Linked DNA regions of Mus musculus: region 2 is linked to region 1. The links are chromatin loops, found by intact Hi-C in ENCODE. Cell type or tissue: heart. All regions are shown on one strand. Each heading gives the region's core, and the rest is flanking DNA. Links, peaks and the distances in the headings are about the cores only.

Region 1 (2,917 bases), core at 127-2,626:
GACTCTTTCTTTTTTCACTACTACAAGTGGTCGATAATAAAGCGAGTGCCACAAAGATGCCTGAAGATGGAGTAATAGTACTCACCGTCTATTCATTTAAACTCTAAGTTAATATTTTCTAAGACAGATTAGGTATACTTAAACTGTGCTCCATAAACTTTTAATCAGACATGCCAAATGTCTTACGGTCCAGTTTGGCAGGAGTAACTCGTTGCCTTAGTCATTACTTCCATAAACAACACATTGAGGGCTTAAATCACCACCACGGAGAGAAAGGCTATTTGCCAAGCATCCTTTGGTCCATGAGCCTCACCAATTGACAGTTATCTGAATGAGTATAAGGAGAGGCAGTTGGATCCAAGACATCTGAACTGACTCCTGCCAAGTGGCAGGAACAATTTTAGTGCTGCTGAGAACCTGACTGCAGTTGCCGCCTCCTCCGCCTTCTTCCTTCCTCCTGTCCTTGAGCTCACAGATGCCGCCTGCCTTCTGCTCTCTCCTTTACCAGCTTCTTGCATTTCCATGTTTCTTTGCACCCGCTTTTCTAGCTGCAGATTCTCATTTCTGAGTTTTCCTCTGTCTCTCTCCACCCCCATACGCATGGTCGCATGGTCGTAGACTGGCTTCCTGGTGGGCCTGTGGTTTCCTTCCCTCACCCCAGTAAAGGTGGCCAGACAAGCTTTTGCTGCAGCAGGGACAACTCATCCTCCTGCCCAATCATGTCCACTGTGCCAGCATCTTGACTTTGCTTCTCCTGCTTCACCTGGATCATCCACCCCGACATAGTTGTCCTGCCCAGTCAGGTCCCCCCCCCCCCCAAGCCCAAGAGTGAACAGAGTGGCCCCAACCTTCTCTCTGCCAGAATGTTATCACCATTCCAGACAGACTCTAAAATCCTCAGCCCTAGTTTGAAGCTAGTCTGTCATTTGGCTTCTTAGTGTTTCAAACTGATTCATCACCAGTGACACTTTGATATCATGTTCAGTGAATGAACGAAAGAATCAGGAATAAAGGAATAGCTGTTCTTCACATGATACAGGGTGCTGCACTAGAAATGGATGGATTTGAGCTTAGGGCTGTATTGAGGCTTCAGCTGTTTATTCACTGGGTTTGAGAAACTCACCATTCTGTCTACTCTTCTCAGTAGCTAAAGGTAACTCTTACACCCAGGCCTGTGATGGTGTCTGGGGTTCCTAAGTAAATGGTTTACCATGGACCATCCTAACCTCACACCCCTGGGAATCAAGGAAATAATACTTTAAATCTTATGGTGAACAAACTGCAAAATTATAAGGAAAGACACTACCTGTCCTGTTCCTCCCACTCTCATTTTCTTTCTCATTTTTTTTCTCCTAGAAATGTATTTTAAGATTTTGGGTTACTTGAGTTTTTGGTGAATATGGATCATAAATAATTTTATAAACATTTTCCTTTAACACATACTGACTAAGAAGCACTGCTCTCAAGTTCAAGGTGGTCCAGAGCTCTGTGGTTTTCTAGAATTGATCACTTGTTCCTGAGTGGCCATGTACTGTGGGAGACTTGGGCTAGATAATACTACTAAGTCTGGGGCCACTGTATACTGTGAACACAGTGCCCTGGGGCCACTGTATACTATGAACATGGTTCCCTGGGGCCACTGTATACTATGAACACAGTGCCCTCTGGTGTTGGGATTACAGAGCCCTATTTGGGTCCTTTAGCAGGTGCTTTTGAATATCCTTCACAACTCACTCACCCCTTACCTTTTTAGGTTTTTATCTTTTTATTATGTTCCTCACTTACTACTGTACTCATATGGACAATGTATGCTATCTATCTATGTAGCCATTTCTTTCCTAAGTACCCACGGAGTCCCTTTCATTAAGTAGGGCACATTCACAGACATTAGAATAATGAAGAATGAGTTGGCATGGTACCTGAGATCAGAAAGACCAGAATAAACAATTAAGTAAGTAGACACATATATCAATCGTGAATTGGCAAAGTAGCAAAACAAAACAAAACAAAACAAACAAACAAACAAATCTAAAGTACTCTGATGAGGGTTCATAGAAAGAGGCTTGCAAACATAGAATGTTCAGAGAAGACTTTCTAGGGACAGAGCCCTGAAGGATGCCAATGTATTAGCCATGCAAAGACCAAGGGAGAAATGTCAGTAGATGAATGAATGAGAGGTGTTAAAGCTTGAGGAGAGAGTTAGCCTGCTATGCTCCACCAACTGAAGGGAGATCCATGTCCTACACATAGGGGGACCCACAGGACAGAGCTGTTGGGGTAGTTTCCCATATAGAAACACCATTCATGCCCGACTTTCTGTGCCATGAGAACTCTTTATCTAGCTTGAAAACACATAGCCTGTCTTGGGCTGGTATTCTGTTGAAGATTCAGTTGTGAGCATACAGACCACCTCTACCAGTGAGACATGCTCCTAGCTGCACCAGTGCTGCATGTGTGCTCTGATGTCCTTCCCCACAGATTCTCTTCATAGTGGTTCTTATTTCCCTATACCTGTTATAACCTCTTGTTCCTGAGGAATCCAGGCTGAGCAGTCATCAGAATGAGATACCCTGGATCATCAGCCAGGAACAAATCCGGACCCCAGGCTGAACTCCTGAGATCACATCCCTAAAGTATGTTCTAACTGGAATCAACAGGAAAGGTTATGTTCTTCTCTTCATGATGGGGTTCTTGTTTAGCTGCCCATGGCCACATCCTCTGCTTGGAGGAGAAAAATGTGTACTTTCAGAGAGGATGAAGTAAAGAAGACAGGTAGATAGGAGATGGTGGCAGGATTTGAACCACAGCCCCTACCCACTTCATGGTATCCATTCTTTCATTCTGTGTATGTCCCAAGTATTCTAATAAATACAGCTTACTCCTTATTTTGTTTAAATACACTACAAATGCAACTTTC
Region 2 (2,917 bases), core at 233-2,732, 290 kb before region 1:
AGGACCCACATGGTAGACGGAGAGAACCGGCTCCAGCAAGTTGTCTCCTCATGTCAGCATTCCCTTCATAAAATAAGTAAACAAACAAACAAACAAACAAAAACATAAGAATCAAGAAAAGGAGTGAAGATTTGCCTTCAGGTTTTATATCCGAGGTGCATAAGAAATGACACACATCTTCTGTGGTTAGAATTGGGTCTTATGTCTTAGATATCTTGTTATGCGTATGTAAGAACTCTAAACCCTGAAATATTAGTTAAGATCCGTGCTATTCAACATGTATCCATTAACGCTTGCTTTATCACAAACCACTTCAAAACCCAGGGTCCTAAAATCACTATCGTTTACTTAGCTCAGGAATCTCAGCATTGACTTCTGGGATGTGGATCAGCAGGGACGGACCTCTTCTGGATTTTGCTGGATCCTCTTGCGTAGCTTGATGATTTTGGCTGAGCATGTCATATCTCTGCTTCACCAGGGTAGCCCAGGCCATTTCCTCAGAAGCTGATGGGAATCTAAGAGGTTAGAAATCTTTAAGCCAAACCTGCTGGAGGCCCAGGCTCAATCAGAAACTAACAAAATCATGTCAAAATTAATAAAACTATGTCAAAAGGCAGCAATGTGGAGGGAGGGATGATGCCCAGTCTCTTTGGCAACAAATGTATCTGAGGCATGGGCAATTTTGTGACATTCCTTGGAAAGAAAAGTATCCCAGAGACCCTTCTTTTCAAATTTGTAGTGATATAATTACATGAGAGTCTAACTTTTATTAAATTTGTCCTTACATGATTAGGGTCTTTAAAAAATGAGGCTGATTTAGGATCTGACGTGTAACTTCCAATTTCTGTTCTTCACATAAAACTGAGCAGCAGCGATATTTTCATAGGCTTCGCGTTGCCACAAGTGTTAAGTAACGATTGACCCTCCCTGGAGTTCTCTATTGGGGTACTTGCTGGAAGCTGCTCCAGTAATTTTCAGCAGTGCTTTATCTATGAGATGATCTCCCTCTTAGCTGTGCGGGGCTTTCAGATGCATTAATATAGCTTAATATCTCTTCCTGTTGTGTATCTAATTAAAAGCTTGTTGGATTTTCAAAGAAGAATTCATACACCCAAGCACTGGTAATAAAGTCTGTTAATAACCAGGACGAAAACATCACCATGGGACAACAGCAACTAGACACAAGGGATCAGGCAAAGACAGCCAGCCTCCTGAGCAGGCCACTGCTGCCGAGGTGAGCAGAGGATCGGTGTAGGGGTGTGAGTCCTGTTCCGCTCTGGACCCAAGGGTCCAGGTTCTGGAAAAAGGAGCTCATAAAGCTGCCCATTTGCCTTCCAGCTTCCAAATCCTTCATTCTTTCAGGGCTGCCCTTGGCCTCACAGGTCTTCACAGCGGGTAATGCTGCACTAGTAAGAATTGGCCACCAGATGGCACCAACTCTGCGCTAAAGCGCTCTCGGACTCGCACAGATCCTATGGAAAGAGCTATTCAGGAAGATGGCCTCTCCCGGAATTCCCAGCAGCTTGCTTTTCTCTTCCTCTTTTCACCCCATTAAAAATTAGATTCCTTCCAGAAGCATTTTCGCATGATTTTGGAGTTAGAGGAAATAAGTGTGTGTGTGTGTGTGTGTGTGTGTGTGTGTGTGTGAGAGAGAGAGAGAGAGAGAGGGGGAGAGAGAGAGAGAGAGAGAGAGAGAGAGAGAGAGAGAGAGAGAGAGAGAGAGAGAGAGAGAGAGAGAGAGAGAGAGAGAGAGAGAGAGAGAGAGAGAGAGAGAGAGAGAGAGAGAGAGAGAGAGAGTTGTTGTTAGGCTATCACAGTAGGGATAGAAGAGAAGGAGTTTGTGGGATCACAAGGACTTTAAGGGCAATCCTTCACTCTTACAACGCTAGGGGGCAGCCTCTCCTGGACATTCATAGCAGGTTGCTCTCCTTATATCTCTCTTCAAGTCAAACACTGAATGTCTTTCTCCTCTCCAACCCCAAATTATGTATTTTATTTATTCTTTTCTTCTTCAACATAGGGTAGTGACATCTCATCTATAACATCTGTTACCCACATCGCTTTCACACTCCAAACTCCCCCCGCCCCCCCCCCCCCCGTCTCTGCACAGCTCTCACCCCCAAGCATACCTGTTGCCATTGACAACATCTCCCTCTGCTCTGCCCCTCAGCCTTCCTCTCCTCTCCGCGGTTGCTGAATGGCACTGCCTTTGTTTGACCATAGTTTGATTACACAGGCCTTGATATTGACACCAGGGATCCAGCCGTGACAACTGCAGCTGAACCCTTACAGATGGCTCAAAGTTGGTGAAAGAAACGGAAACTGTGGTGTTCAAATGGTGACTTTGTCCCATGGGATATTTAGCAACGTGTATAGACATTTAAGAAGGGACTTTCCTCCTGGTACCTACTGAAGAGAGGGCAAGACTCCTGCTACTTGTCTTAGGATGCACAACTTGCAACAACAGATTGTCCAGCTCTCAAATGCCACGGGTGCCGAGGCTTACTGGGGGCTGGTAATCACTGCAGGGAGAATGACAGGAGACTCTGGCATATGGAGTCTACTCAAGACTTTCTGGGCCGACGTGCAATACAGAAAGCTGTTGGGCCACTCTCTTAGAACAATAGACATTATTCTAAGGGTCATTGAGTGCCACCGGTGGGAGATTTGGAGCCTTATAACCAGGGAATGAGATGGCTCCGTTTAGTCTCTGGCTTGAATCAGTTCTTGACTGGACCCTATGGAGAATATACTGGTATGTGATGATACTTCTAAAATAAACCGGAATTAACCATATTTATTTATTTATTTTATTAAACGAATAGGTTGGATACACATCTTAAGATATTCTGAAATGTTATCATTCTTTTCTTCATGGTCAGTACTGTGGTTTGGGTAGCGACCCCCAAAGGCATCC

What was found. A loop is a pair of places that touch in the nucleus more often than their neighbours do. Peaks named below come from ENCODE experiments on the same cell type or tissue, not always from the same donor. Only the 100,000 strongest peaks of a DNase experiment are listed, where the experiment ranks them.
Region 2: it touches region 1 in a loop (12-fold over the local background); 10 of 42 quality-filtered maps call a loop at or near these places.

Annotation. Positions count from the first base shown.
Region 1 is chr6:55,810,900-55,813,816 of GRCm38, forward strand. It overlaps a transcript of Itprid1 not described here. Among named protein-coding and RNA genes, the nearest start is that of Gm38820, 7.5 kb to the left of the region's middle. In heart, for the core only: a CTCF peak has its summit at 1,655 (motif pointing left); no DNase peak of the experiment used is centred there; H3K27me3 peaks cover 900 bases.
Region 2 is chr6:55,518,551-55,521,467 of GRCm38, forward strand. No RefSeq gene overlaps it. Among named protein-coding and RNA genes, the nearest start is that of Gm34441, 17 kb to the right of the region's middle. In heart, for the core only: CTCF peaks have their summits at 1,399 (motif pointing right) and 1,920 (motif pointing right); a DNase peak (open chromatin) is centred at 1,421; H3K4me3 peaks cover 674 bases; H3K27ac peaks cover 290 bases.